Regions from separate parts of the Homo sapiens genome. Here regions 2, 3 and 4 are each linked to region 1. Evidence: chromatin loops called from intact Hi-C (ENCODE). Cell type or tissue: ascending aorta. All regions are shown on one strand. Each heading gives the region's core, and the rest is flanking DNA. Links, peaks and the distances in the headings are about the cores only. Region 1 overlaps ACSS1 (acyl-CoA synthetase short chain family member 1). Region 2 has its middle 16 kb from the start of CST3. Region 3 overlaps ENTPD6 (ectonucleoside triphosphate diphosphohydrolase 6). Region 4 overlaps LINC03125 (long intergenic non-protein coding RNA 3125).

Evidence for each region. A loop is a pair of places that touch in the nucleus more often than their neighbours do. Peaks named below come from ENCODE experiments on the same cell type or tissue, not always from the same donor. Only the 100,000 strongest peaks of a DNase experiment are listed, where the experiment ranks them.
Region 2: it touches region 1 in a loop (4-fold over the local background); 6 of 110 quality-filtered maps call a loop at or near these places.
Region 3: it touches region 1 in a loop (4-fold over the local background); 4 of 110 quality-filtered maps call a loop at or near these places.
Region 4: it touches region 1 in a loop (4-fold over the local background); 2 of 110 quality-filtered maps call a loop at or near these places.

Annotation. Positions count from the first base shown.
Region 1 is chr20:25,048,967-25,056,854 of GRCh38, forward strand. The region is part of intron 1 of ACSS1 (acyl-CoA synthetase short chain family member 1); the gene reads right to left. Among named protein-coding and RNA genes, the nearest start is that of ACSS1, 5.2 kb to the right of the region's middle. In ascending aorta, for the core only: no CTCF peak of the experiment used is centred there; DNase peaks (open chromatin) are centred at 2,285, 2,635, 3,435 and 4,395; H3K4me3 peaks cover 1,843 bases; H3K27ac peaks cover 5,000 bases.
Region 2 is chr20:23,618,424-23,626,311 of GRCh38, forward strand. No RefSeq gene overlaps it. Among named protein-coding and RNA genes, the nearest start is that of CST3, 16 kb to the right of the region's middle. RefSeq lists a silencer at 4,378-4,588. In ascending aorta, for the core only: no CTCF peak of the experiment used is centred there; a DNase peak (open chromatin) is centred at 4,668; H3K4me3 peaks cover 1,089 bases; H3K27ac peaks cover 2,333 bases.
Region 3 is chr20:25,223,798-25,231,685 of GRCh38, forward strand. ENTPD6 (ectonucleoside triphosphate diphosphohydrolase 6) reads left to right here. Exons shown (of 15, transcript NM_001247.5): 13 at 304-360; 14 at 1,408-1,520; 15 at 1,702-4,278. The coding sequence ends at 1,800. It overlaps LOC105372579 (a long non-coding RNA gene), which reads right to left. Exons shown (of 3, transcript XR_001754564.3): 3 at 5,488-6,001. Among named protein-coding and RNA genes, the nearest start is that of PYGB, 20 kb to the right of the region's middle. RefSeq lists enhancers at 1-55, 6,477-6,556 and silencers at 106-287, 6,737-6,786. In ascending aorta, for the core only: no CTCF peak of the experiment used is centred there; DNase peaks (open chromatin) are centred at 3,464, 3,624 and 3,937; H3K27ac peaks cover 5,000 bases.
Region 4 is chr20:23,148,460-23,156,347 of GRCh38, forward strand. The region is part of intron 1 of LINC03125 (long intergenic non-protein coding RNA 3125); the gene reads left to right. Among named protein-coding and RNA genes, the nearest start is that of LINC03125, 4.3 kb to the left of the region's middle. RefSeq lists enhancers at 1-292, 1,787-2,770. In ascending aorta, for the core only: no CTCF peak of the experiment used is centred there; DNase peaks (open chromatin) are centred at 1,992, 3,662, 4,152 and 4,632; H3K27ac peaks cover 5,000 bases.

The DNA.
Region 1 (7,888 bases), core at 1,296-6,295:
TATCGGAGGGTCCCCAGGTATGCAGGGACATGAGCCCCATGAATGGTTTTGGGGGCAGCAGCACCCACCCACCTGGTCTCTCAGGGTCACCCCTGTAGCCTGTTTGTAAATTACACCTCAAAAAATGTAACAAATGTAGACAGATTCCAGGAAAAAATTACTAATACTAGTAAGAGACACAGGAAAGTTCTTTGAACTACTATTAACAGAAAAATAAAAGAGAAGACATGCCCAAAAAATAGAAGAAAATAAAAACAAGAAGACAAACTAAGAAGGGGATCAGTGGCAGACCTGAATTTACACAACATCTCTGTGTGTGTTGGGGAGCTGGGGGTGCTAACCTCTGTTCACTGTGGTCATGCCAAGTGTAGCATTAACCCCACAATGTTTTGCTGGGTGTTGGGGAGTCTCTTAGGAGCAAAAAGAAGGAGCATACAACCCTGAGATGGTTTAACCCAACCAGTCCTGGGTGCCAATCCTGATCAAGGCCCCACACTGAACACTGAGGGAAATGCCAGGGCAGATTCGAAGCCCCTGCCATGGGTGCAGGAGACAGATGCAAACGTAAGAAACATGCAAAAGTGACCAAACACACAAGGCCGGTGGCGGCAGGCTCATGACACTTGTCCAAACAGGGCACTGGAGCTGAATTTACCCTGGGAAGGCAAACCCTGGGAAGTCAAGAGCAGCCTGGGGCTGAAACAATAATTACTGCAAGAGCCTCCACGGAGACAGCGCCCGCACCACCAGCATCTCCCATTATGGATGGGAGAACAGAGGCCCCGAGAAGTTAAGCTGCCTGGCCAAGGTCACACAGAGGCAGAGCTGGATTCAACGCAGGCAGATTGGCTCCACAGTCTGTCCCACCGCCCCACCCTCCAAAGTCCCCCGGTAACAGTCCAGTTCTTCACCAGGCGGTGAAGAACTGCTCTATGCAACAAGTGGGAGGGAAGCGAGCTTTGCCGGTAGTGGGGGAATTGGGGAGGAGGGATGAATCAGGCTTGGTCTTACAGACGGAAGACAGAACAGTTGAGAAGAATAGTGAGGCCAATTCAGGCAGGCGACAGGAACATGTAAACCCTGAAGGAGATGGAAAAACAACACAACTGCCAGGGAGAAAATTAATACACGGGTACAGCAGATATTAGCCAACGTGGTCCCTAGGCTGAGTCCAGCATACAGTTGTGCTAACCACCCTGACCAGGGTGTGCAGGCATGCGTGTGTGAGTCCAGTCCAATATTTAAAAATCGAGAGCTTTCACATGAAAGCCATGGACTTCTGGCTTCTGAACAATCAGCAGGAGACCATCCCTACACAGAGAGTCCTACACCCCGCTGCCTGCCTGTCACCTCCAGTGACTCTATGATGCTATGACAAGCCTGGGAATGTCTAGCTGAGGATCGACACTGTCTGCACCCACCATCCCCCCCGGGAGCTGGTCACAAATGCAAATCTTCAGCCCCACCCAGACCTGCTGAGTCCCAACCAGCCTCATAAGAAGCCCCAGGAGATGTGAACCCACTCTCATATCTGAAAAGCTCTGCCTGACATACTTGCTCCACTCCAAATTTGACCCTGGAGCCCCCCGGAAGAGTGGCCTGCCCAGGTGTAGATGAGCAAACGCCCTCTGCATGGCCTGGTGACCTGCCCAAGGCCCCAGCCAAGATGAAGCAGGAAGGGCTCGAACCACGCTGGACACTTCGCCTTGGCATTCATCTCATCGCCTCACCTGCTCCCACAGCAGCCAGGGCACCAGGACACTCTTCTCAGAAACAGTGACTGCCCAACTTCAAACAGGCCCTCACAGCCTCCCAGCCCAGCAGGACATCCTGCACCATTTTATACCAAGCAGGAAGGCAGAGGTGAGGAAGGTGGAGAGGGGCAGGCCAGCCCCAGGATGGACAGCACCCAGGTGCGGCTGGGTGGCCCGTGAGATAAGCCCTGTGTCCCTGTCTTTCCAGGGCTGACAGGTGGCCTGGGTCCAGCAGATCAGAACAGAGCCCCAAACACAGTGTCCCCCAGGTGCCTCGCCACATGCAGAGGTGCTCAAAAAGTGGCCACCAAGGCCCCAATGACCTGCCTCTCCCTGCTGACCGGGCCACATCTGGTGAGCTCCCCTGCCCTCAGGCCTTTGCTGTGGCTTCTCCCTGCCTGGGGCACTGTGCCCTCCTCACACCCACACTGCAGCTCTCAGCCCAAGGCGCTCACTCTCCCGAGCACCTCACTGTCCCAGACCCTGCGCATCCCCCAACTCTTCCAGATGCTCACTGCCTGCTGCGCTCCCTAGGGCGAGGGCTGAGTGTCCTGCTCAGGTCTGGGTTCAGGTAGCCTGGTCCAGAGCACAGAGCTGAGGAACAGACCACTTGCGTCCTCGAGCCAAAGGGTCATATTGAGGTGTAACTGGCACCAGGTGGTCCCCTCATGCCCAAGGGAGGGAGCAGACCTCTTCTTGTCTTTGTGGCTTCATCCCTTAAGTAGAAGACATTCTCTTTTTTGGCCCAAATCAGTGCTTCTCAACCTTGAGTGGCATCAGAAGTCCCCAGAGGACGTGTTAGCTGCAGCCAGTGTGCCCCGTCCCCGTTCTGGGCATCTGCATTTCTAACAAGATCCTAGTGATGCAGCCGCTGCTGGTCCTGGGACCCGACTCTGACGATGTGTGCACATGGACCTACATGCACATCCCCTTTCTATGCAGATGCAAGATTTCCAATGGTTTTCTTTTTCCTTTGGGACAGGGGTGATTACACATACTTGCCAGCCTCATGAGCCACTGGTTGGCAGCCTGGAGTCACCACTAAAAACTCAGGGTCTAAAGTCCAGCCCCTGTCCAGCCACTCACTAACCACAGACAATGCACATATCATTTAATCCAAGCCCATTTCCTAATCCTTGGAGTGGGTATAATGATCCTTGGTCTGGGTGGGACTGGAAGGACTAGGTGCCATTGGGTTGTTTCTGGCTGTGGGTCAGATGGAGTCAAGGTGTCCCCCAAGAAGGCAAACAGAACAACCCTCCCCCATCTTTGTTCTGGCCACCATGGCTGGTGCTCAGACCACACAGGCACCTGAAGAAAGCTCCATGTGGGGTTTGGGGGACAGTGGCCCTAACACCCATGTGCACATGGCTCTTCGCACATAGTTATGGTTCCTGCTAGTGCTTCAATTTCAGGATGAAAAGGTAGAAAGGAGGGGGAGGAAGGAGGTAAGAAGGTGAGGAAGGATGGAAAGGAGGAAGGAAGTGGGGAAGAGAGGGAGGAGGAAAAGAAAGTTTAAAAAAAAATCTGCCCAAAGAAATGGGCAGTGAGACAAGAAAATTCCATTTCTCAGCATTTCCAAGAAGAGTTGGGCAAGGACCCATGGCAATTTAAAGTGTAGCTGAAACTCCACCTCCTATTTCCGGCCTTTCCCAAGTTTCCCAGCACATGATGGATGACCTGTCCTTCGCCTCTCAGAGGCCCACACCATTTCACACTGCCCCATGCTCCCTGGTGGTCCCCATTACAGGGCACAATGCCATTCCCCAAGGGCAGGGACTGTGTCCCTAAGATTCCTTTATCATGTAGACTGGCGTTGGGAATTACATCACAATTCCCCTCCCACCTCAGTGTGGACTTACTCATTTACTGACTTATGGTTCATCTCCTCATTAGAATGTGGGCTCTGTGGTATTGAGCATTTTCTGGATTATTCATTGCTGTACATGAATTGGAGCCTTTATTTCCAAATCTGTGCAATGGGACCACCAACCACTTCATGTTGGTGCCATGAGGATGCGACAAGCCATGCGGAGCTGAGGGCCGGCCAGCCAGGGCGCTCCATCTCGCTCACAGATGCCCAGGGCCCCACCCAGGGCCTAACACAGCTGGACGCAGTCGGCCAATGCCCGTGGCTGGGGCAGGGGTTTGGTATTTTGTTTTAAAAAGGCATTATAAGAGTATTGGGATTTCCATTACAATCCTGACACACACGTACGAATTTTCAAGTACTCTTGTTGCTTATTTAAATACATCCCTCACACTCACACACCCTAACTGAAAGTGGAACCCAGCATACAGAAATTCAATTTGAATACGGAGTTACTATTCACAATGAGCTTTTTTTTTTTTTTTTTTTTTGAGACAGGGTCTCACTCCATTGCCCAGGCTAGAGTGCGCTGGCGTGATCTCAGCTCACTGCAACCTCCACCTCCTGGGCTCAAGGGATCCTCCCACCTCAGCCTTCCAAGTAACTGGGACTACAGGTATGCACCACCACGCTCGGCTAATTTTTTTTTTTTTTTTTTGAGATGGGGTTCTCACTACGTTGCCAGGCTGGTCTCAAACTCCTGGGCTCAAGCGATCTGCCCACCTCAGCCTCCCAAAGTACTGGGATTCCAGGCATGAGCCACGGCGCCTGGCCCACAATGGACTTTCTTTTAATAGCAATCTTCCCTGGCAGGCTTTGAGATATTACGTCAGTCACAAAAATTGTTTTGGACAATTTTCCCAAAGCATCTGTTATTTAAAGTAAGTCGTGCCCCTGACAGCTGGGGAGGACTTGGATTCCTCGGGAGGATCCTCCTCCTAAGATTAGGGGTTCCTTTTTCATGTAGAGTTCCCTGAAAAACCTTAGAAAAGTTACTTTAATCACTGGAATCACTAGGAGGAAAATGAAGCACAGGCGCACAGCGTCTTGCCGCTGTCAGTGTCCTGCCTTCTGAACGATTAGAGGCATGCCACAGAGAGGAAACTACAGCAAACACAGAGGAACTACAGCAAAAGGGCCTCTGTTCCTGCAATTAATCTCCAAAAAGCATCCAAGAAATTTCCCAGTGCTCAATGCTTGGTTACAAAGAGGATTTTTACACTCTTGCTTAAGAGTACACACACTGAAAAACATCACTTAAAATTGGGGGTTTTAAAAATAGAGCTTAGCTGTGTGTTTTGAAAGCAACACATGTCATTACCCTCTGGTTCTGCATTTACAACTTCCTGACATCTTGAGTTGATATGCCACAGGGCAAAAAGAGCTGCAGAGCCCTACAAAGGACAGAGCCAAATTTCACAGGTGGGAAAGAATCCCTTTTAGAACCTGGCTCTCCAAAGAACCTTCTGCAAGGCAGTTTTACACAATAGAAGCAAGTCACAGAAGGGCACAGACACTCTGTCTACCCTGCCCAGTGAGTCTCAGACACCATAACCTCAACTGGCTATTGGAGTTGTGGGATGGGCAGGATACTGTGGAGCTTTGAAAGCAACCTCAGCCACCTGCATGCTCTCCGAAGCCTATTCCCCACCTATCCCAGGCTGATCAGATGCAAGCCCATGTGGTCCAGTTCAGATGAAGCTCAGCTCTCTCAGCAGCACTGCCGAAGGCCAAGCACAAGGTCACAGCCTCCCCACATGCTTCATTAATAAATAACAAATAGTCAGTGACTGGGGATGTATAATGTGTTAAGAAAGTGCTGAGTGCCTTACAAGCATTTCCTCATTTCATTCTAACAGCCCTGGGATGGGTGTGCTGATAGATACTCCCATGGATAACAAAACAGGTGCAAACACTCAGGTCCCCTTCCCCAGGTCGGAAGATGCCTGATAACATCTGTGCTGGTCTCTTGGACCTCTGGTTGCAGGAAATTGCCTGGGCCCAGCCACCATGCTGTGACAAGCCCCAGGAGGTGCTTTGGGCCACAGTTCTGGCTGAAGCCAGCCTGCAAGTTGTCCCAAACAAGGCTCCAGACTTGGGAGTGAGAAACAGGCAGATGACTCCAACCTCAGACACTGAGGAGCAGGAGCAAGTGTTAAATAAAATGTATAGGAGGCCACTGGTCTGGACTGAGCTGCATGAGGCCCAATAGATCACACAAAAATGGAGTCACTCTTGCTAAAGTGCGGTGTCACCAAATGGAAACTAAGTTGTTTATCCGACCTTCTAAGAAACAAGGAGAGTGAAAGATAGCTAAATCTCCAAACAAGCTGGCATGATAAGGGAGCTCCTTCCACTTTCACCTTTACAACAAAAGTAGCTTTGAAATAACCAGTCCACTTTTTGTTCTCCATGTCTGCATCCTTCAGCCCCTTCTGTCTATAAAACCATCCTCCTCTGTTCAGCTCATCAAACATTCCTTCTGTTTTATGGAATGGGGTGTTTCCCAATTCTATAATCACGAATAAAGTGAAGTAAGGTCTTTAAACTAAATTTGTCCTAATTTTGCCCTTTGACATGAGTCATCCCCATCGGGCCCTGTCCAAAGTCCTGACTCACAGACTCTGCGAGGAATATAAAATTGTTGTTATCTTGTGTCACTAAACTTAGGGGTGGTTTGATGTACATCAATAGTAACTAGGACAGAATTCAGTTACATACGGCCCTTGTTTTACAGATGAGGAAACATGCAAAGTACAGTACAGGGAAAGCAAGAAATCAACCCGAGTCATGATTCTAAAGACACCTGGAGCCACGAAACTGTGTTGCGCCATCCACAGCCCATCATTTGCTTGCTGTTTGTTTAATAGGGCCAAGGCCAGGACACTAATCCCAATTCTGTTTTAGAAGTGCCTTCATCTGCCCTGGTTTGAGGCGTACAGGCCAGTGGTTCTCAAGCCCGAGTGTCCTCTGGAGCATCTGAAGGGCTCGTTATAAACACAGGTGTCAGGTCCCATCCCAGGGTTTCTGATTCCAGATGTCCAGGATGGGCTCCAGAATTTGTATTTCTCAAAAGTTCTCAGGTAATGCTGATGCTGCAGGTCTGAAGACCATGCGTTGAGAACCACTGGTATTCTTGAGGGGGTGAGGTGAAGCTTTCTTCAAGAGTGATATTCCTTTGGAACAAGCCATCTGACTTTATCACACACAGCTGACAGATCAGACCAAAGTGTTCTCATCCATCCCACGACTTTCTAGATGCTCCCAGAAGAGTCATGGCCTGGCCTGGCCCTTTTTCATACTGTCTTCTCTATGGTTTGCAGACACCGGCAAAGGAAAGAGATATTGCTGACCCATGAACAGGAGGGCACGCACATCCCAGGGGAGAAAGCTGCTGAAAAGCTGTTTTTCAAGTTAGTTTTCTGAAGCTCAATTTCTGGCTAACGTAGCCATAAAGGCCATATTATCAGAAGAAATAAGTGAAGGAAAAGGAGACAGAAGAATGCTTGCTGACCACACCCTGATCCTGACCGAGCGAGGTTCAGAAGGTCCTTGCTGTTGGCCCCAGGAGGTCCGCCCCACTGTCTTATCTGAGTGGGGCTGCAAGTGTGCACAGGCCAACTGTGAATGTTCCCCATGACCTTGGCCTCACAAGTCCAGAGCAGGTCACTTTCCACCTCTGTCCTTGGGCAAGCTGCTCTAGTCTCCTTCAAGGGCACATTGCCCCAACTCTGCAAACCAAAGGGTTTGGTTTTTTTCCCACTAGTTCAAGGGCACTTGCTGCTGACTCAATGTTAAAGAAAACACTTATCTAGTAAGTGACTCATTTTAATTAAACCAGCAAAGTAATATACAATTTCGGGGAGTGGGGGAGGTCCAAAGTTCCTTCCAATTTCTTTGAAAAATAACTGCAAGACACTATCTATAATTGTATGACTATTTCTGAAGTTATCTAAAATCGCTACTGCTTATGGGTCACCAGTAAGCGCTGGGTCTGCTGCACACCTTGCAGCACTCAGCCTAACCTCTGAGCATGACTGCCCCCATCCTCACAATGAGGAGACTGAGGGCTGGGGGGGCAGAACAACAAGGACAACTGAGGGAGGAGTTGGAGAAAATGGGGCCCTGGTGACCCTGCCATAAAGACCCGCAGGTCCTTTCTTAAACACTCCCAAATCCAGCAAGCTGGTTATGACCACCCTTCTGGTCTGCATCCCTCTGATCAACACCGTGTCTGCCAGCCCCTCCCCGCAGGCCCCACACC
Region 2 (7,888 bases), core at 1,950-6,949, 1.4 Mb before region 1:
TGATGTTAGGGTGTCATTTTTAGATCTTTCCTGCTTTCTCTTGTGAGCATTTAGTGCTATAAATTTCCCTCTACACACGCTTTAAATATGTCCCAGAGATTCTGGCACGTTGTGTCTTTGTTCTCATTGGTTTCAAAGAACATCTTTATTTCTGCCTTCATTTCATTATTTACTCAGTAGTCATTCAGGAGCACGTTGTTCAGTTTCCATGTAGTTGTGTGGTTTTGAGTGAGTTTCTTAATCCTGAGTTCTAATTTGATTGCACTGTGGTGTGAGAGACAGTTTGTTGTGATTTCCGTTCTTTTACATTTGCTGAGGAGTGCTTTACTCCCAACTATATGGTCAATTTTTGAATAAGTGTGATGTGGTGCTGAGAAGAATGTATATTCTGTTGATTTGGGGTGGAGAGTTCTGTAGATGTCTATTAGGTCTGCTTGGTGCAGAGCTGAGTTCAAGTCCTGGATATCCTTGTTAACATTCTGTCTCATTGATCTGTCTTATATTGACAGTGGGGTGTTAAAGTCTCCCATTATTATTGTGTGGGAGTCTAAGTCTCTTTGTAGGTCTCTAAGGACTTGCTTTATGAATCTGGGTGCTCCTGTATTGGGTGCATATATATTTAGGATAGTTAACTCTTTTTGTTGAATTGATCCTTTTACCATTATGTAATGGCCTTCTTTGTCTCTTTTGATCTTTGTGGGTTCAAAGTCTGTTTTATCAGAGACTAGGATTGCAACTCCTGCTTTTTTTTTTTTTGCTTTCCCTTTGCTTGGTAGATCTTCCTTCACGCCTTTATTTTGAGCCTATGTGTGTCTCTGCATGTGAGATGGGTCTCCTGAATACAGCACATTAGTGGGTCTTGACTCTTGATCCAATTTGCCAGTCTGTGTCTTTTTATTGGGGCATTTAGCCCATTTACATTTAAGATTAATATTGTTATGTGTGAATTTGATCCATTATGATGTTAGCTGGTTATTTTGCATGTTAATTGATGCAGTTTCTTCCTAGCCTTGATGGTCTTTACAATTTGGCATGTTTTTGCAGTGTCTGGTACCAGTTGTTCCTTTCCATGTTTTGTGCTTCCTTCAGGAGCTCTTGTAAGGCAGGCCTGGTGGTGACAAAATCTCTCAGCATTTGCTTGTCTATAAAGGATTTTATTTGTCCTTCACTTATGAAGCTTAGTTTGGCTGGATATGAAATTCTGGGTTGAAAATTCTTTTATTTAAGAATGTTGAATATTGGCTCCCACTTTCTTCTGGCTTGTAGGGTTTCTGCTGAGAGGTCCACTGTTAGTCTGATGGGCTTCCCTTTGTGGGTAACCCAACCTTTCTCTCTGGCTGCCCTTAACATTTTTTCCTTCATTTCAACCTTGGTGAATCTGACAATTGGGTTGCTCTTCTCGAGGAGTATCTTTGTGGTGTTCTCTGTATTTCCTGAGTTTGAATGTTGGTCTGCCTTTCTAGGTTGGGGAAGCTCTCCTGTATAATATGCTGAAGAGTGTTTTCTAAGTTGGTTCCATTCTCCCCATCACTTTCAGGTACACCAATCAAATGTAGATTTGGTCTTTTCACATAGTCCCATATTTCTTGGAGGTTTTGTTCATTTCTTTTCACTCTTTTTTCTCTAATCTTGTCTTCTCATTTTATTTTATTAATTTGACTTTCAATCACTGATATCCTTTCTTCCACTTAATCGAATCAGCTATTGAAGCTTTTGCATGTGTCATGAAATTCTCGTGCTGTGGTTTTCAGCTCCATCAGGTCATTTAAGGTCTTCTCTGCACTGTTTATTCTAGTTAGCCATTTGTCTAACCTTTTTTCAAAGTTTTTAGCTTCCTTGCAATGGGTTGAAACATGCTCCTTTAGCTCAGATATGTTTGTTATTACCGACCTTCTGAAGCCTACTTCTGTCAACTTGTTAAACTCCGTCCATTTTTGTTCTGTTGCTGGCGAGGAGCTGCAATCCCTTGGAGGAGAAGAGACGCTCTGGTTTTTGGAATTTTCAGCTTTTCTGCTCTGGTTTCTCCCCATCTTTGTGGTTTTATCTACCTTTGGTCTTTGATGTTGGTGACCTACAGATGGGGTTTTGGTGTGGATGTCCTTTTCATTGATGTTGATGCTATTCCTTTCTATTTGTTAGTTTTCCTTCTAACAGTCAGGCCCCTCAGCTGCAGGTCTGTTGGAGTTTGCTGGAGGTCCACTCCAGACCGTGTTTGCCTAGGTATCACCAGCAGAGGCTGCAGAACAGCAAATATTGCTGTCTGATCTTTCCTCTGGAAGCTTCATCCCAGAAGGGCACCTACCTGTATGAGGTGTCTGTCGGCCCCTACTGGGAGGTGTCTCCCAGTCAGGCTACACGGGGATTAGGGACCCACTTGAGGGGGCAATCTGTCCATTCTCAGAGCTTGAACACTGTGCTGGAAGAACCACTGCTCTCTTCAGAACTGTCAGACAGGGACGTTTAAGTCTGCAGAAGTTTTCTGCTGCCTTTGGTTCAGCTATGCCCTGCCCACAGAGGTGGAGTCCAGAGAGGCAGTAGGCCTTGCTGAGCTGTGGTGGCCTCTGCCCAGTTCGAGCTTCCTGGCCACTTTGTTTACCTACTCAAGCCTCAGCAATGGCAGATGCCCCTCCCCCTGCCAGGCTGCAGCTCCGCAGGTCGATCTCAGACTGTTGTGCTAGCAGTGAGCAAGGCTCTGTGGGTGTGGGACTCACCTAGCCAGGCATGGGAGGGAATCTCCTGGTCTGCCGGGTGCGAAGACCATAGGAGAAGTGCATTATTTGGACAGGGGTGTACCATTCCTCCAGGTACAGTCTGTCACGGCTTCCCTTGGATAAGAAAGGGAAATCCCCTGACCCCTTGTGCTTCCCGGGTGAGGTGACGCCCTACCCTGCTTCAGCTTGCTCTCCATGGGCTGCACCCCCTGTCCAACCAGTCCCAATGAGATGAACCAGGAATCTCAGTTGGAAATGCAGAAATCACCCATCTTTTGCGTCAATCTCGCTGGGAGCTGCAGACCAAAGCTATTCGTATTCAGCCATCTTGGCAGCGACCAGTAATTCTATTTTTAATTCTTTGAGGAACTATTGTAAGTTTTCCACAGTAGCTGCACCATTTTACATTCCCACCAGCAGTGAAGAAGAGTACTAATTTTTACACATTCTTAATTACAGCCACCTTCGTGGGTGTAACAGGGTATCTCACTATGGCCTTGATTTGTGTTTCCCTAATGATGAGTGATGTCGAGTAGCTTTTCATGTGTGTACTGGCCATGCATGCATGTATCTTTGCAGAAATATCGATTCAAGCCTATTGCCCATCTTTGGTCATGTTGTTTGCTCTGTTTTTGTTGTCAAGTTGTAGGAGTTCCTTATATATTTTGGATACTAACCACTTGTCAGATATGTAATTTTGCAGATATTTTCTCCTTTTCTGTGGGTTGCCTTTTCATTCTGCTGATAGTGCTAGTGCCCTTTTTGATTTTATATTATTATTGATATGGTTTGGCTCTGTGTCCCCACCCAAATCTGTTGAGTTGTGATCCTCAGTGTTGGAGGAGGGACCTGGTGGGAGGTTATTGGATCATAAGGGCAGGTTCTTTTTTAAAAATTATTTTATTATTATTTTTTAAGTTCCAGGGTACAGGTATGTGCAGATTTGTTACATAGGTAAACATGTGTCATGGTGGTTTGCTGCACCTGACAACCCATTACCTAGGTATTAAGCCCAGCATGCATCAGCTCTTTTCCCTAATGCTCTCCCCATCCCACCTTCCCCCAACTGGCCCCAGTGTGTGTTGTTACCCTCCCTGTGTCCATGTGTTCTCATTATTCAGCTCCCACTTATAAGTGAGAATATGTGGTGTTTGGTTTTCTGTTCCTGCATTAGTTTGCTGAGGAGAATGGCTTCCAGCTTCACCCATGTCTCTGCAAAGGACATGATCTCATTCCTTTTTATGGCTGCACAGTATTCCATCGTGTATATGTACCATTCTTTATCCAATCTATCATTGATGGGCATTTGGGTTGATTCCATGTCTTTGCTATTGTGCCACAATGAACATATGAGTGCATGTATCTTTATAATAGAATGATTTATATTCCTTTGGGTATATAACCAGTAATGGGATTGCTGAGTCAAACGGTATTTCTGGTTCTAAATCTTTGAGGAATCACCACTCTGTCTTCCACAGTCATTGAACTAATTTACATTTCCACCAACAGTGTAAAAGCATTCCTACTTCTCTGCATTCTCAGCAGTATCTGTTTTTTTTTTTTTTTGGACTTTTTAATAAAAAGTGGAAATGCATTTTGCATTCACATAACGTCAGTTCTGTTTCGTTTCATGGACAATGAAGTATAACTTACAGACTATAGAAAGCAGAGACACTCTCATATTTTTACTTATGTGAATAAAAGTTGGGCCCATCTGCTCCCTCTCCTTTCTTTAACAATAGCACTACTGAGCTGTGATTTTGCCCAGTATCATCCCCCAGGAGACCAGTTCCCAGCCTCTTGGCAGCTGGGTGTGGCCGAGTGAGTCATCTCTGGCCAGGGAGATGAGAGCAAAGGACTGCAGCCACAGAGGCTTTGAGCTCCATTGCCCATACCCTGCTTTTCTTATGAAGAGAATTTATTCTCATCCCAGTGGTATCACTGAAAAGCTAAAGGCTGGGAAGATGAATGGAAGGGCCCGTGCTTTGGACATTCTGTTCCCATGAATCATATTTGCTTGGGAAATTAAGCAGGAACGAGAGCATTTTGGAAAACATGCTTCAGTTTCACTTTCAAAACAGGAACAGAGAAAAAGTAAAAACGAGAGAGGAAAACCAGCTGTGATGGCTAAATTTTTTGTGCCAACTTGGCTAGGCCATGGTGCCAGTTGTTTGGTGAAGCACCAATCTGTGTGTTGTCATGAGGGTGTTTTGTAGATATTGTTAACATGTACAATCGGTTGATTTTCAGTGAAGAAAATAACCTTAGATAATGTGGCTGGACTCCATTCAATTAGTTGAAGGACTTAAGGGCAAAAACTGAGATTTCCAGAAGAAGAATGAAGTCTGTTTTAGACTGTAACATATCCTGCCTGCCTGACAAATCCTGGACTTGCCAGGCCCCACAATCACATAAACAGATTCCTTAAAATAAATCTTTTTACATATATATGTGTGTGTATATATATATATATATATACACACACACACACACATTCTCTTAATAAATATAAATATATCTTAATATATGTACATAATATATATGTATACATTTCATGTTATATATGTATAATTGTATATTTATGTGCACATAATATATATCCTATTGGTACAATCTCTTTATATATATATAGATGTGTGTGCGTATATATATCCTGTTGGCTCTGTTTCTCTGGAGAAACCAAGTTGATACATGTATTAGTCTGTTCTCACACTGCTATAAAGAAATACCTGAGACTGGGTAATTTATAAAGGAAAGAGTTTTAATTGACTCACAGTTCCACGTGGCTGAGGAAGCCTCAAGAAACTTATGACCATGGCAGAAGGTGAAGGGGAAGCAAGGATGTTCTTCACACAGCAGCAGGAGACAGTGTATGTAAAGAAGAAACTGTCAAACATTTACAAAACCATTAGATTGCATGAGAACTCACCATCATAAAGATAGCATGGGGAAAACTGCACCCATGGTCCAATCACCTCCCACCAGGTCCCTCCCTCAACACGGGGATTATGGAGATTACAATTCAAGATGAGATTTGAGTGTGGACACAGCCAAACCATATCAATACACTGACTAATTCAGCAAGAAGAGACAGACTTCCCTATGAACTTAAGGACTGGGACCAATTTGATACAAAGCACAATGTGGTTCTGAAGGCTGGCAGAGAGGGAGATGAGGACGAACCTTGATTCAATTTCTCTTGCAGGGGCCACTGAAAAAGTGAGAGACACGTGAGCTATTGCTGAATTAGAAAACACTGACTGGGACTATCTAAAGTGAAATTAGCCAGACACAAAAAGACAAATACCGCATGTTCTCACTTATATGTGGGAGCTAAAAAGTCTGATCACATGGAAGCAGAGAGTGGAAAGATAGATACCAGAGACTGGGAAGGGTGAGTCACTGAAGGGGGAGGATGAAGAGAAGTGGGTTACAGGGTACAAATGTACAGTTAGATAGAAGAAACACATCTGATGTTTGATAGCAGAGTAGGGTGACTATAGTTAAACAAAAATGTATTGTATTCTGGTGATGGACTCCCTAAACAGTCTGACCTAATCACTATGCATTTATATAAATGCAACAAAATTTCACATGTGCCCCATAAATTTGTACAAATAAAAACAAACAAAACAAAATTCTTATGCCTAAAAAAGGAAGAATGAAAGAACGAAAGAAAGAAAGAGAAAGAAAGAAGGAAAGAAAAAGAAAGAAAGAAAGAAAGAAAGAAAGAAAGAAAGAAAGAAAGAAAGAAAGAAAGAAAGAAAGAAACAAAGAAAGAAACAAAGAAACAAAGAAAGAGTGAATGGGGCCAAAGGCATCTCACTGATGGAGAGTAGAGTGGTCTCAGAGGACAGGCCAGAATGACACCTCGGGGGGTTGGTGGGGTGCAGGTAGGATCCAGGGAGCTACTGGCATCTGCGGGGAGCCTCTTAGGTCTGCACAAAGAGGACTCCCAGTAAGAACAGTTGAAGGTTTGCTTCCTACAACTGTTAGAATCACCTGCGGCGTGTGACTTTAGTTGTCTGGATGGGGCTTGTGAACCAGCATCCATTCAATGCATCCAGGTGATTCTTATAGTTGTTGGTTCAGGTTCTTGACTTCGCCACACAAAATAATTTGAGAGCAAGTCCAAAGTAACAGTAGGCAAAGAAGTCTGTTGCAAAGCAACAGCTACATTCTGAGAGGCAGAGGGGGCTGCTCAGAAGAAACAGCAGCTAGTGCCGTAAGGGAAATTCCCTTTATGGGAGCTGTTCATTCACATTCATAAAATACTGGTGAGGTCAAGTATGCAAAGGTGGACTTGCGGTTGACACATGCACTCAGCATCTATGTGCTCTAACATGCATCACGTGCATCATCAGCACATAAAATCTCCACCTAGGAATGTGTTTTTTACTATTAAGATGAGGGAAATGACACTATAAGCCAAACCTTCAGCCTACTTGCATAGGTGGGACCCCAGAGAAGTTCTTAGCCCTCCACTCCCCTCAAAGTAGGAATTTGTAGCTAATATCTTCTTGGGCTTTGGAGCTGATTGGCTGGAGATTAGGGAAGCTACTTCATGAACAAGGGGCTTTTGTTCTCTTTCCCAGCTGCGTTGAGTATCAGGAACTTAAGACTCTGGCGGTTGGCTGGTACCGTGTAGGACTGCTTACCTTGCAAAAGAGTTAGATGCTGACACGTAAGGATGCAAGTGAAAGGAGCCCACTGAGAAGTGAGCCCACAGGGCTTCACACAAGCGGATGAGCCAGTATGGCCCCCTAACCTTCCTTATCCAGCCTCATTCTGTGCCCCCAGGAATGAGGACCACAGTCTTAGCAACTGGGCCAGGTCTTCTGACCAACTTCACCAACGTGAAATCATCGAAGCTCCACTGGTGGTTTCTCAGGTGATGCGGACACTGTAGGTGAAGATACAGGTTTGATTCAGCTTCAAGAGGACGTGCTTGATAAACTCAAGGAAAATAAGAGAGGATGAGCAGAGGTGGGACCTACCAAAGGGGAGTCAGTCACCGGTGTCTCAGGTCAGTGCTCATTCTGATGGAAAACAGTTATCCCACTCAGGGTGAGAGAATAAACAAGACCTGTTCAACATCACATGACTTGAGCAGACTGGAAGTGACTGATTTATATCCTTCCTTAGGGTATCCCTTGGGCAAAATGCAGTGACTGCGT
Region 3 (7,888 bases), core at 1,360-6,359, 170 kb after region 1:
TTATTTTTCTTAACTTAAAATTTTACTCAATTTGGGGTCCTGGGTTCCTGGTGAGCTTTCTCGGGGGACACTGCAGGGTTGGGTTGTGGGGTGACCCTCTCAGCCCCCAAACCCACCCCACACCACATCACCCAGAAGCCGTCCTCAGAGCACGTGAGTGCCGCCTACAGCTGGAGGGCCTGCCTCAGAAGCCAGTCAGTGCCTTGGGGCTCTTGGGCTGGCGTTCCCCGTGCCAGCCTCACGTCTCAGTGGCATCGCCAACCTCACAGTGCTCCTGCAGACTGGGTGTTGTGTCTCCCACAGATGCGGAGAAGGGAGGCAGCCTGGTGGTGGGGGACTTCGAGATCGCAGCCAAGTACGGTGAGTGATGCTGCAGGGGCCATCTCAGCAGGGGCAGGCGCCCCGTGATGCTCGTGACGCAGGCGCTGGCCCTGACTCTCCTGGGTGTAGCCCCTCCTAAACAATGGCCACAGGCAGGGGCCTCGGCCCCAGCTGAGAAAGGACCACCGTCCTTGTCCCACCCTCATGGGGTCGTGAGGAACTGGGTCCCTCGATTCCACTTCCTCAGATGCCATTTTACTGCTACTAGGGTAACCCCAAGAGTGATTTCCCCTGGGATGTCCCAGTAAGTTCATGATTGTCACACAACCCTTAAGAAGCCAAGGCCCTACAGAATGGAGCCTGGGATGTGGGGTGGAGGGCTGTCCCCGGGGTCGCAGGTGACCAGCCCAGCAGACCCTGTGCCACACACTATGCCTCTCCACTGTCTCCTTCACGCCTGGCCCAGCAGCCAAGCCTTGGTGAACATGTCCTGCTCTTGGTTGCCCTTCCCAATGTGTGGGTCCAAAGAGCTCAAATTTGTACATCTTTCCAGAAAAAGTACTACCCTTCCCCTCCCCCAAAAGTGGCTTTTTTAAAGCTTTTGTGTCATTTTCCCATTTGTGCCCATGGACACTGGGTATCCACAACTACAGCAGGAAAAGGCTTTGAGCAGAATCCCAGGACAGCTCTTGGTGGATTTGTCCTTCCTCAAGAGCAGGAGTGGATTGTTCTGAGCTGGCTTTGGTGTTTTCTTTCCCCAGAAAGCTTAGGTTTTATGCAGCTTGACACCTGGGAGAGGTGTCCAGGGTCTTAGATGTAGAAATGTGGCTTGGGAGACATTGGCCCATGACCCTAACACCAGGCGTGCAAATCCCCTTGGAGCCCAGACCCAGTGGCAGCCGGGGTTGCCGCCCACCTGCCTGTGCTGTGCACTGGGTGCCTTCTGCGCTCAGCTGCGGCCTTGTCTGTGAATCCGGAGTGCGGAGCCAGCGGGTGCCTGTAGTGGGTGGAATTGGGGTCTGCACTTGCCCCTCCGCCCCCAGGTGGGAGTCACCTGGAGCGTGAAGGGACGTGTCTCATCCCCAGTGTGTCGGACCCTGGAGACACAGCCGCAGAGCAGCCCCTTCTCATGCATGGACCTCACCTACGTCAGCCTGCTACTCCAGGAGTTCGGCTTTCCCAGGAGCAAAGTGCTGAAGGTAAGGGTGCCCTCAGGTCACGCCCCAGCCCCTTTATGGAGTGAGGGGCCTAGAACCACTTCTCCAGTTGCTGGGGTCATGTCCCCCAGCCCATCCCTGGCTTCCAAGGAGCCACAGCCTCCTGATGCACAAGGCTTTCCTGTCTGTGTGATGGTCCCCTCTCCCTCTCTGTCTTTTCAAGCTCACTCGGAAAATTGACAATGTTGAGACCAGCTGGGCTCTGGGGGCCATTTTTCATTACATCGACTCCCTGAACAGACAGAAGAGTCCAGCCTCATAGTGGCCGAGCCATCCCTGTCCCCGTCAGCAGTGTCTGTGTGTCTGCATAAACCCTCCTGTCCTGGACGTGACTTCATCCTGAGGAGCCACAGCACAGGCCGTGCTGGCACTTTCTGCACACTGGCTCTGGGACTTGCAGAAGGCCTGGTGCTGCCCTGGCATCAGCCTCTTCCAGTCACATCTGGCCAGAGGGCTGTCTGGACCTGGGCCCTGCTCAATGCCACCTGTCTGCCTGGGCTCCAAGTGGGCAGGACCAGGACAGAACCACAGGCACACACTGAGGGGGCAGTGTGGCTCCCTGCCTGTCCCATCCCCATGCCCCGTCCGCGGGGCTGTGGCTGCTGCTGTGCATGTCCCTGCGATGGGAGTCTTGTCTCCCAGCCTGTCAGTTTCCTCCCCAGGGCAGAGCTCCCCTTCCTGCAAGAGTCTGGGAGGCGGTGCAGGCTGTCCTGGCTGCTCTGGGGAAGCCGAGGGACAGCCATAACACCCCCGGGACAGTAGGTCTGGGCGGCACCACTGGGAACTCTGGACTTGAGTGTGTTTGCCTCTTCCTTGGGTATGAATGTGTGAGTTCACCCAGAGGCCTGCTCTCCTCACACATTGTGTGGTTTGGGGTTAATGATGGAGGGAGACACCTCCTCATAGACGGCAGGTGCCCACCTTTCAGGGAGTCTCCCAGCATGGGCGGATGCCGGGCATGAGCTGCTGTAAACTATTTGTGGCTGTGCTGCTTGAGTGACGTCTCTGTCGTGTGGGTGCCAAGTGCTTGTGTAGAAACTGTGTTCTGAGCCCCCTTTTCTGGACACCAACTGTGTCCTGTGAATGTATCGCTACTGTGAGCTGTTCCCGCCTAGCCAGGGCCATGTCTTAGGTGCAGCTGTGCCACGGGTCAGCTGAGCCACAGTCCCAGAACCAAGCTCTCGGTGTCTCGGGCCACCATCCGCCCACCTCGGGCTGACCCCACCTCCTCCATGGACAGTGTGAGCCCCGGGCCGTGCATCCTGCTCAGTGTGGCGTCAGTGTCGGGGCTGAGCCCCTTGAGCTGCTTCAGTGAATGTACAGTGCCCGGCACGAGCTGAACCTCATGTGTTCCACTCCCAATAAAAGGTTGACAGGGGCTTCTCCTTCTCTGGGATTCCTCTCGTTGAGCGACAGTAGCATTTGCCCACCTGGCACCTGAGATCCCTGTTTACTAAACCTTAGAAAAGCTGCCAAAGGGGGTGGCGTATTTCCAGTCCTGTCGACATCCCTCTCGAGGACACAGCAGTGGAGGGCCCCTGGGGGCTGGGGCTGGTGAAGGGTCTGGCTGGTGGCCCCGGCCCTCCCAGCGTCTGTTGAGCACAGCTCCTCCTGTGCCAGGCCAGCAGCCCACAGCACGGCCAGGTGAGGCCTGGGCACATAACCTCGAGTGAGCTGCAAGTCCCCATGTCATTCTGTTCAGCAAGGATCTGGTTTTGGTCTGGAAGCGTCCCAAAGGTGTCGCATGCCAGGGAAACTGCAGACCAGCCCACATCCCGAGTGCTTGTGCCTGAAGCCCCCCCCAACCAACTGTCACAGGAGGACAGGATCTGGCCCTAGGGCCTCCCAGGGCTGCAGCGAATGCTGATGGAGCCACGTGGTGGAGGCCTGCACAGAGCAGGAAAGGACAAAAGACAAAAAGAGGAACAGTTTCCTCCCTCCCGCCTGGGCTGGGTCCCCACCAGCGCCTTTACTTCCATAATATCCACCAGCTTAAATATTTAAAGAACTCCGGAGGCTGAGAATCAGACGCATGAAGGTAAAGCCAAAATCAATTTGGTCCATTTAAAGAAGGTCGGTGACCTCATGCCTGAAAAAGGCAAACAACTGGAAGTTTTCCAAAAGTGCACCAAATAAGTCATGGAATATTTCTGGGCCCGGCAAAGTATGCAAGTCATTTCTCTCTGAGTGTCTTTTGTGATAATGAAGTAGGCTCTCATTTGTCAAAAATAGCTACACGTGCACATCGTAAAAGAAGCAAACTAGGGTTGCTTGAAAATTCTGTTCCCTCAGGATGTGTGCATTGACAAGCTCAGACAGGTCTCACACGCCCCACATGCCACCCCAGCCCGCGTACCCCACATCACTTAGCACCCATTGCTGCCCACTGAGCTGCCTCAGTCCTGCAGTCCCCGTGTTTGGATGGCAGGATCCCAGGGCAGTGAGTTTCAGGGCATAAGCAGACGTTGCCACGTTGCCTTCAATCCTACTGGACAAGCATCGGTGCTGGCCTCCCCCATGTCCTAACAGCTACAGCCAGTTTAATCTTTGCCATTCTGGCAGATTTAAAAAAATGATAACTGGTAGTTTTAATATGCATGGATCTAATTCATCGGGTATATCTAAGTTGTATTTCCGTGAAACATCTGTTCATATCCCTTGCCGATTTTCTATAAGATTGTCATCATTTTTTTGTTAATTGTAGATCTTTATTTATTAAGGAAATTATCCCATTATGATAGAACGTGTCCAAAAATTTATCTTTTTGTGACTTCTAGGTTTCATGTCATAATTAGGAAGGCTTCTCCACAGAGATAGTTTTAAAAGTTAACCAAAAGGTATTTTTATATTTTAGTTTCTTAACTTTTGTTAAGAAACTAAACGTGCCTGGCCTTGTTTTTTAATTAATTAATTACTTTATTTATTTATTTTTGAGATAGAATCTCCCTTTGTCACCCAGGCTGGAGTGCAGTGGTGCAATCTGGGCTCACTGCAGCCTCCACCTCCCAGGTTCAAGCAGTTGTCCTGCATCATCCTCCTGAGTAGCTGGGATTACAGGCACCCGCTACTGTGCCCGGCTGATTTTTGTATCTTTAGTAGAGATGGGGTTTTGCCATCTTGGCCAGGCTGGTTTTGAACTCCTGACCAGGTGATCTGCCCATCTGGGCCTCCCAAAGTGCTAGGATTACAGGTATGAGCCACCATGCCCTACCTTAACATTTTTAAATACGTTCAGGCACAACAAATCATTGTTGCAGGGTGAATTTTATTTTTAGAACCATTTCAGAGTCATCAGAAGGCAAATGTGGCCAGGCATGGTGGCTCACGCCTGTAATCCCAACACTTTGGAGACCGAGGCAAGTGGATCACTTGAGGTCAGGAGTACGAGACCACCCTGGCCAACATGGCGAAACCCCGTCTCTAATAAACATACCAAAAAAAGAAAGAAAAAAAAAGCCGGGCATAGTGGTAGGCTTCTATAATCCCAGCTACTAGGGAGGCTGAGGTACGAGAGTTGCTTGAACCCAGGAGGCAGAGGTTGCAGTGAGCCGAGATCGCGCCACTGCACTCCAGCCTGGGCAACAGTGAGACTCCATCTCATTAAAAAAAAAAAAGGTAAATGTGATATTCAGACTAGGGTAATACCATTTTTGGATAAAATCAAGGATGATGGCCGGGTGTGGTGGCTCATGCCTGTAATCCCAGCACTTTGGGAGGCTGAGGCGGGTGGATCACGAGGTCAGGAGTTCGAGACCAGCCCTACCAACATGGTGAAACCTCGTCTCTACTAAAAATACAAAAAATTAGCTGGGCCTGGTGGTGCATGCCTGTAGTCCCAGCTACTCCAGAGGCTGAGGCAGGAGAATCACTTGAACCCGGGAGGTGAAGGTTGCAGTGAGCAGAGATCGCACCACTGCACTCCAGCCTGGGTGACAGAGCAAGACTGAGACTCCATCTCAAAAAATCAAGGATGATGAGAGAAATGAGGCAGTTCCAGGAAGGAGCTCTCAGGAGTGTGCAGGTCGCAGCCATCAGTGGCAGAGTCCCCAGGCAAGGTCTTTGAGGAGCCACACTTGGCGTGCAGTCTCTGTTAGAGGTGTTTAATACGACCTGTGTGGAGGCCATGAGATGTGGGGCATGTTTGAAACAACTGGGGCTGTTCATCCTGCAACAAGGAGCTTTTGGCTGGACAGCAATATAACAGGTGTCTTCACTATTACTGAAGGATTGTCAGACGCTGGCTTTTGCCGGGTGGCTCCAGAGGCGGTGGAAGTTATGGGGACACCGCTGTCAGGTTTCTCACTCAAGCATTGCTCACTCGCGCGATGAACGATGTCCAGGGCTGAGGCGGGCTTGTCCTTGGCATGTGCCCCTTCACCTGCGGGCATCGGGGTGCTTGAGAAAGGAGCCTGCGTGATCAGGTTCTTCCAGTGTCTTCACACTCATCAGATTCTTGGATTCGGCTTGAAAATGATTTTGAAAATCATGGTCAGGTAAGCATACTTACCTCTTTCTTCCTTAATTGTAAATGAATAACGGTAGTCGTGTTTATGGAGTGCTTGCTGTGTGTCAGGCATGATGCGGACTGGACTGTGCGTTGTGTGGTCAGAGATTGAATCCTCAGCCTCAAAGTAGGTACCGTGCATCTCCGCCCTGCCGCCGAGAGAGAAGCAGGCCTGCAGGAGCTTGGGGACTTACCTGGACCCACTCAGATGCGGTTCTGCAGGCTTCCTACACCCAAACAGTGGGCTGCCTTACCTCCCAAAGTGGCAAGTGTTTCCAGAGGAATGTTTACTGATCACATCAGGCCGTGTGCTCATTATCAAAGGCAGGTCTCTCCACTGAAGAATCAGCCATCTCCATAACAGTGTGCTTGTAATGCTTACAAAAATAGTTACACAGTTGAGAGAAATAATAATTCCCTCTAGGCCTCACTGCTGCTTTATCATTTTGACAGCCTCTGATTATTTTCCTGTTATTGATTCAGTGGATAAAGGTTTCCGTTTAAGAGCTTAAGTGCAGCCTTGTGAATCTTAGTACCTGCCACATGATTTACATAGTTCAGAAGCAGACATCCCCCTATAAGGCCTCCTGTTTCAAGAAGCCTCTCTAGAGGTCAGAAGAGCCCACAGCCAAGTTTTATGGCACAGCACAGGGTGGTAGGATGGCTCTAAATACGGCTTCCGAGAGGGTCGAGTGCTCAGCTGGCACAGAGCTGTAGTTCCTGCAGACCTACCAGGGAGGACAGCCAGGGATCGCATGGTTTTGTAAATTAAAATGCCCAAGCTCAGAGGCCTGCAAGGACTTACCTTAAAGCAACAGGCAGGCCAGGTGCGGTGGCTCACAACTATAATCCCAGCACTTTGGAAGGCTGAGGTTGGCAGATCACAAGGTCAGGAGTTCGAGACCAGCCTGGCCAATATGGTGAAACCCCATCTCTACTAAAAATACAAATATTAGCCAGGCATGGTGGCAGGCGCCTGTAGTCCCAGCTACCTGGGAGGCTGAGGCAGGAGAATGGCTTGAACCCAGGAGGCGGAGGTTGCAGTGAGCCGAGATCAAGCCACTGCACTCCAGCCTGGGCGACAGAGCGAGACTGCGTCTCAAATAAATAAGGCAACAAGGAGAGTCTGGATGCAGTGGCTCATGCTTGTAATCCCAGCACTTTAGGAGGCCAAGGCAGGCAGATCACAAGGTCAGGAGTTCAAGACCAACCTGGCCAACATAGTGAAACCATGTCTCCATTAAAAATATAAAAATTAGCCAGGCATGATGGCCCATGCCTGTAATCCCAGCTACTTGAGAGGCTGAGGCACAAGAATCACTTGAACCTGGGAGGCGGAGGTTGCAGTAAGCCAAGATTGTGCTGCTGCACTCCAACCTAGGGGGCAAAGCAAGACTCTCAAAAAAACAAAAAAACAGGGAGAGTTTTCCTGTTGATAGTCACCTGGGCTGTTTCCTGTTTGGAGCTTTATGAATAAGGCTTCTGTGAACATTCTTGTGCAAGTCTTTTTATAGGCATAGGTTTTTATTTCATTTGGATGAATATCTAAAGGCAGAATGGCTGGGTCATATGGCATGTGAATGTTTAACTTTATAAGAACCTACTGGGCTCGGCGCGGTGGCTCGCGCCTGTAATCCCAGCACTTTGGGAGGCCGAGGCAGGCAGATCACGAGTGTCAGGCCTCTGAGCCCAAGCCAAGCCATCGCATCCCCTGTGACTTGCACGTATACATCCAGATGGCCTGAAGTAACTGAAGATCCACAAAAGAAGTAAAAATAGCCTTAACTGATGACATTCCACCATTGTGATTTGTTTCTGCCCCACCCTCACTGATCAATGTACTTTG
Region 4 (7,888 bases), core at 1,336-6,335, 1.9 Mb before region 1:
TCAGTTGAACTCTGTACCTGTTGTGTTCACTTCCTTTGCAACATGCGTGACTAATGGTTACTCCTTCTCTTGAATGCTTCCAGAAGAGTAGCACTCACCACCTCATGAGGAAAGGCACTGCAACTTTGGTCAATGATATCTGTTAGAAAGATCTTTTCCTATATTTAGAAGAGTGATTCTCATACCTGAGCATGTATGAGAATCAGTGGGTTTGAGGTGGGCCCAAGAATTTCCCTTTCTAACAAGTTCCCAGAAGATGCTGATGTGGCAGCTTCTAGCACAGTGCTTGGAAATCCATGAGTTTTCAAGAGGACAATCTAAAGTGTTCCTTTGTTTTCCTTTACTTCCCCTCATTCTCAAATCCTATGGGGATGACACAGAGAACCACAAACAAAACAACACACACACACACACACACACACACACATACACACACAGAGCACCCTTGTCCCTAGCTTTATCCTCTGGGATACACAGGACAAGCTCCTCCCTGTTCTATGTGCAACTTTTAAAATATGTGCAACTTTTAAAATACGTGGATGTGGCTTTCACATCTTCTTAGTCCCTCTTTAGCAGATTTTTTACAAAACAAATAAGCCAGGAAACCATGGTCTGAAAGGATTCCTGCTCTGGTGAGATCCAAGACCCACAGCGAGGGCGAAGACAGAGGTCTTGCTGCAGCCCCGGCTTCCTCCACATGGAGGTCCCAGGAAGACGGCATAAGCCATTGCCTCGATAATAACCTGCTTGCTAACTTCCAGCCAGTGCTTCCACATTTTCATGACTTCCAAAGGTTCAGATGAGGATGGTAGTTGTGAGTTTGGGATGAAGTCTTCTGAGCGACTCCTATGGCCCAGCCACAGGGACCTGGGGCTGGAGAGAGAGGACCATCCCAGGCTGCAGCAGCCAACACCTGTGTGGAGGTGCAGGCCCGTGGCCCCCAGCTGTGGTGGACACAGCTGTGCTTCCTGATAGCACCCTTCCCTGCACCTACACCGTGACATCCTCCTCCTCAGCCTGAGTGCAGGCACCACCTGAAGGGTATTTGGGGGAGGGCACCAGTGTCCCCAAGGTAGGAGCTAGTGCATATGGCCTCGTCCTTCAGAGGGACAATTCTGAGAGGCAATCTGCGTGCTTTCAAAGGCCCAGAAACACACCCTGTGTTGCCTCCTCCCTGTCTGACTCTTCCTCTTCCTCCTGCTCCCTGGGACCAGCTCCCAAACAAACTCAATTTCTTCTCTCAGTCGAAGTTTGCTAAGTGAGTGAAGAGTCAAATAAATGATGTTGCTTAACTCTCCCTCTGATGTGTGAATGTCCTCTAGGAACAAGCCTTTTGTAGGAGAACTGTAGGCCAGGGCTGAGTGCACCTGGGATGCAGGATCTCCAGGGGGGACCTATCACTTGTGCGAATTTAAACCTGCTCAGAGCTTAGGGCCCGGCTCTGCTCAAGATGGGCAGAAATAAAGAAGACTAAACATTTACATCTCAAGAGTTTATTTACCCTGGCCTGACTCTTCAAAAAATGCCATTGCTGCTACCCTGAGGATTAACCATGGCCATTTTTAGACCAGGTGCCATCCTGCCTTTAGCCTCGGGTCACCCCTCTGACTCACTGCCAGGAAACGGAGCCTAGACCCTGATGTGTGGTGAGAATTGGCCTGGTTTTCACCTGAGATCCACACTTGAGAAAGCTGATTGAACTCACAGCGTGCCATCCTGCCTAAGATCCTCTTCAGAGATTCTATTTCCCAGAGGGAGGGGATCACTTTCCGCAGTGGGGTTTCTATCTGGGACATTTCTCTTCATCTGTAGGAACCCTATTTAAAGGCTAGAAAATCTGAGGGAGAAGTGGAAAGAAGAAAGCTGTGTAGCTGTGACGATGGCCTGGGACATGGATTCCCAAAGCCTGACCCTCCGCTGTGCCCCCTGCTCCCCAGCAGGCATGGTTAGCCTGTCATGGAACCCTGCACCTGAGCCTGGGCGAGCTCCAGATTCCTCAGCACACAGAGCTCCAAGCTCCTCCTGCCAGGCCGCCAGGGCTGGCTCCCGAGAGAATGCACAAGCCTTTTGTGGTGTCTGAGAAAACACAGCTGAATCTACTAGGCAAGGGGTTGTATAGGGCACCTCGGGAAGAAGTCGCACAGGTGCCCCCAGAGATCTCAGGGGCAGGGAGGGGCTCACCCATAAGGGAAGGGGAGGACTCAGAAGGCTTTGAGGAAGAGGCAGCTCCTAAAATGGGTGAGGGCAGAGTGTGCCCTGAGGCCCCACAGCAGGCAAGCAGGTGACTGGAGAAGCAGCTAGGTCTGGTGCCTGTGTGCCAGGCTTGTATGCCAGGGCTGGGCTGCATGGGATGCACAATGCTACTGGGCCAGCACCATCAGCAGTGTACTGCCCCTCACACCCAGGGCAGGCCTTGAAGCTAAGAGAGGGATGGGGCAGTGCCCATCGTTCTCCTGCCACTGGAGTGTGACCTTCTGGTGCCATGACAGCCAGTGGGTGGCAGGTGCCTGCCCCTCTTCCCATAGGCTGCCCCAGGAGGAAGAGGGGCCCGTTCCTGTGAGTAGAGCACAGTGAAACCACTCTCTTTTCTGCACAGTGAAAGAGACATCCTTCACGGGGTGCAGAGAAGCTGCTGCCCTTTCCTCCCCGTCAGGCCAGAGTCTTCCCTACTCCCTGCTGGGGCCAGGGAGGACAGAGGCAGCCCTGAAGCTTCCTGTGGCTCAACTCTTGAAGGCTGCTCAGTTAGAGAAAAAGGATGGTGCTGACCATGGAGGAATCTCACACACACTCCAGGCACCCTGCCTCTGCCTTGCTCTCTGCAGTGGCCACTGAGAACTCTTAGGAATTGACCCTTGCTTCTTAGGCACTGGGCATGAGAGAGGGCCCTCCCTTGCTGTGGGGGCCTCCCAAGACCAGGGAGGCTGGGCCTCTGGAGGTCTCCCCTGAAACTCCTTACCCAGCGGGATCATGCCCTGGGCCTTTGTGCCTGCCGGAATCCTGGTGGGTGGAGGAAATCCGTTACCCTCATGAGAGCTACCTGCCTAGACCCCTGCTGACCTGACCTCACCTTTTGTTTGACCCAGGAACTTACCCGCCCCTTGCTGGGGGTTGGAACTGTCACATGTCCTAAGCCAGCATGAACAGGCAGGATAGTTAGGCTGACTGTGATTGTGCTGGCCATGATGCTCGACTTGGCCCTAGGCTTGACTTTGTTTCATCTGTAATAGTCTCCATTTTTTCTTGCTGTGAAGTAAGCCACCTCAAAACTTAGTGGCTTAAAACAGCAGTTTATTCTTCTTCCCTACCATGGGTTGAGTGTGTGGTCCTTCTGCTGTGCTTGATGTGACTGTGTGGCGTCGTCACAGGGGGGCTTAAATGGGGTGAGACACCAAGCATGGCTCATTCAGAGGCCCAGTGCTTTGGGGAACGGCCAGGAGGCTGCACTCAGCCAGGACCCTCAGCGTCATCTCAGGGTCTCTGCCTCTCTTCGTGGCCTCTCCATGTGGACTTTTTAATTACATGGCAGCTCAGCACTCCCAGAGCACAAATAGGAGCTCTATCTGTAGGAGGTGGCCAGGCCTTCTACAGCCACAGGCCCAGGTCCCTTCCACCACAGCATGTGGGTCACAGACCTGCCCTGACTCACACAGTGGAAGGCAACAGGGCAGCATGCACACCGAAAGCCATCACTGGATCCTGTGTTTACAGCATCTCAATTCCACAGCAACACCCGAGTTTCCATCAAGGAGGCAATGAAGACCCAGCCCGGGCAGCAGGAGGCAGCGGTGTTATCAGGGGCCCACTCGTTCTGAGGGACCATAAAAATACTAGGAAAAGATCATTTTTCATCTTGACTACTTAACAATCTTACAGTTTTATTATAGTCTTAAAGCTCCTGGCCAGGGTTTTATCTTTGGGAAGTATCTCTTTATGTGCCAAGTGCCACCAAACAGCATCTGTTGGTGCCTCCTCCTACAGGAAGCAAGTGCCTCCTCATACAGGAAGCACTGGCATTAGGAACACCCTGTATTTCTCGCCTGCAGCTGCACTGTGTCACTCACTGATGTCATTCTCCTATCTGAAGGGCTCAGGGTCCACTCTCCAGCCTGACCTGCTGCGAGGTCACTTAGCTAAGACCAGCTAAAAATAGCAACTGTTGCTCAGAAGCACCGGCTCTGCATCATGGGCTCACCCTGACGCCTATGCCTCCCCGGGGACAGGGCCGCACGATGGAGGAAGAGCCGACTGAGCCAGCTCCAGCCACCTTCTCCAAGCACAGGACCTTGTGAGCTGTGAGCTGACTAACAGCTTCAGCATCGAGCTTTGGGGGATATTAATGCTTAGCTGATAAGCATTAATCATATCCCACTTAAGTAATGGTTGGGCCAATTTCTGTTTTCAATTAAGAATAAAATGTAAGCATTTGGTTCATATATAAGCAATCTTCAGTGAATGGTAAATTATTATTTTGGGAAAAAAAGTAAAATGGACATGTACTTAGAACTAAACTCAGAGCCTTGGGCAGTGTCTAGGATTTCTCTTTGGAAGTTGGATTGGGAAGAGGATGTGCCTGGGAGCTTATTGGATCTGAGGGGTGGGAGGAGACTTCCCCAGATCCACCGCACTGCCACAGTCTCTCTCAAGGCATCTCCAAAGGTGGCATCCCAACCTCAAAGTGACAGAAGAAGAATCATGGGCCATCGGCGGCACTGGTTTTCTAGGTTGTGTTATAATTTTCATTTCCCCATAGATGAAAAATGTCAATTGTGTTCATCTTGAAGGCTATGTTAGAATTAGAATGCTATTAAAATTTTCATGGATAATCTTAAAAAAATGCAATGATGAACATAACTACCTCCTAGAAATTGTGTTTCTTTCTTCCTTTAAAGTGAAAAAAAATATTACCTGTTGCTACCCTGTTCACCATTAGCCTTCAACGTGAATGGTGCAAAGCATTTTCAGTGTTAAGGCGGTTAAAATGGTCTTTTAGGAACAGCTTAGACATTAGCAGAATGCCTTCCTTATTCTATCACCGTATTAGGAGAAACAAGCAGAGCCCCCACCCCAAGCCTGTATTCTGTCCACTCCCAGTAGGTATCAGACAGAAATCTGCGAAGCCCCTCAGTGCTTTAGGTGAATCGGTGCTGACATCAGCTCTGAACTTTCCTTCTTCCACCCAGGTCTGACAGAGGACAGGTGAGCAAATCTCCTCAAAGCAAGTCAGACAGAGCCTGGCACCGCAAGATCAGGGGAGAGGTCTTCAGAAACAGCAGGCTGACATTCTCCCCTTCCCAGAGGAGAAAAAGGCCCTCTAACTGAGAAACAGTTTCACCATCAGTGGACAGCTCTCCCATGCTCAGCCCATGCCCTGAGAGGCCAGAACCCCAGTGCAGGCCACGCACCCACATCCACTCCTCATGTTAGAGGTTGTGTGCGACTGCTAGGGCTGCTGGGTAGACTGTGTGGCTTCAACTACAGGCCTTGATTTCCTCACAATTCTGGAGGCCAGAAGTCTGAGATCCAGGTGCCAGCAGGGTGGGTTTCTTCTGAGGCCTCCCTCCTCAGCTTGCCAACGTCCATCTTCTCTCTGTGTCCTCACAGGGCCCTTCCTGTGTGTCTGGATCCTAATCTCCTCTTATTGTTAAAGATACCACTGAGATTGGATTAAGACCCAGCCCAATGACCTCATTTTACCTTAGTCACCACTCTAAAGGCCCTATCTACAATACAGTCCCATTCTGAGGTACCAGGAGTCAAGGCTTCAACACAGGAATTTTAGGGGAGACAGAATTTAGTCTCTAACAGAGGTCATCTCATTTAAACCCTTGGACTTGAAAGTGTACTCCTCATCTGAACTGCTGCAGGTAAGGATGGGAATTAAGAGACCCAAGGAGGAGTGACTGTTGTATCAGGACAAGCTTGCTGAATTGAAATGAAAAACAGAAATCTGTCCATTGTGCCAGTCCCATTCCCTCTGGACTCAGCTCTAACAAGGTTTGGAAGGCCAAACTCCCAGATGCTGAAAGACAATGAAGTTTAAAAACAAGTCCATTGGTGGCATCCAGATCAGAGTTTCCAATCAGATACCTGGTCCTCTACGATTTTCACACCCAGCAGGGAGGAGAGCAGGCAGCCCTTTCTTTCCACACTCCCTGCCCACTTCACAACAATAGTTGGGAATGTGTTTCTGTGAAAGAAGTTCACAGCCAGCCACAGTGGCTCATGTTTGTAACCTTGCACTTTAGAAGGCGAGGCAGAAGGGTTGCTTGAGCCCAGGAGTTCCAGGTTACAGTGAGCTATGATTGCGCCACTGCACTCCAGCCTGTTTCTGAAAGAGAGAAAGAGAGAAAAGAAAGAAAGAAAGAAAGAAAGAAAGAAAGAAAGAAAGAAAGAAAGAAAGAAAGAAAGAAAGGAGAGAAAAGGAAGAAAGAAAGAAAGAAAGAAAGAAAGAAAGAAAGAAAGAAAGAAAGAAAGAAAGAAAAAGAAAGAAAGCAAAAGAAAGAGAGACAGAGAGAGAGAAAGAAAGAAAGAAGGGAGGGAGGGAGGGAGAAAGGGAGGGAGGGAAGGAGGATGGAAGGAAGGAAGGAAGGAAAGAAAAAGAAAGAAAGAAAAAAAGAGAAAAAGAAGGTGTTAGATAAAGCTAGGTTCTTCTTCAGTTTGTCCAGTTCCCCTGTTCTTTATTCTCTAAATTCGGAGTAACCCGCCACCTCCCCCTGCCCCGGCTTTTGCTGTGCAGTAACCTGTCTAAACATGCCTAGACATGAGAAGCCCCAGTCCACATTCCTTCCCTTATGTGGGAATAGGTTAGCTTTCTAGTCCCCCCTCAGATGACCCTTTCCTCCTCTTCCTGGCTCTTCTATCACGTGCCTACCTTATCTAAGAAAGTTTGAATGTTTAGCCAATCAGGACTAGTTTAGATTGTGTGGTCCAACCCCAGTCAATGGGGGAAAGACACAGAGGTAGAATCTGCGTTAGGAATAAAAACCGCTACTCTCCGTTGTTCTGTGTGCTTTTGCAGTCATGATTGATGCAGGCAGCACCCTTCTGCAGAAGTAAATTTTGCCCTGCAGCACAAAAGAGGAAGGAAAGCAAGGGAAGGGAAGGGGAGGGGAGGAAGGGAAGGAAAAGAGAGAGAAAGAGAAAGAGAGAAAGAGAGGAAGGAAGGAAGGAAGGAGAGAGAGAAAGAAAGAAGGAAAGAGGAAGGAAGGAAGAAAGAAAAGAAAGAAAGAAAAAAGAAAGAAAGGAAGGAGAGAAAGAAATGAAAGAGAAAGAAAGAAAGAAAGAAAGAAAGGAGAGAAAAAGGAAAAACAAAGAAAGAGAAAAGAAGGAGAGAAGGAAAGGAAAAAGAAAGAAAGAAGGAAAGAAAGAAAAAAGAAGGAAAGAAAGAAGAAAGAAAGAAAGAAAGAAAGAAAGAAAGAAAGAAAGAAAGAAAGAAAGAAAGAAAGAAAGAAAGAAAAAGAAAGAGAAAGGAAGGAAGGAAGGAAGGTCTTAACACCTTGGTAATTTTTGTGCTCTTCCCTGGACTTTGGACTTTGCAGCCTTAGGGAGACAGAGCTCTTTAATGTACACTTTCCCATCAGGCACTGCATGGCCAAGAACCTGCCTGCAAAGCCCCCACTGAAGGGAGGGTTTCTCCAAGGAGCTCTCCCCTTTAAAGGCCCAGGATTGCTCCTGAGAGTGTCTACTCTGCCATCAATACCATAAAGATTTCATCAGACGGCATGGAGAGTGTTCAGTTGGGCACTCTGGGTTGAGGGGTGAGGGTCACAGTAGGGTCATCTGGATCATTTCCCTGTCCCCCGGCCCCAGCTTGCTCCCTGATTGCATGTCATTTGACTCAGGCTGAGCCTTGCAGAAGTCATAGCGGGGTGGAGATGACTCACACTAT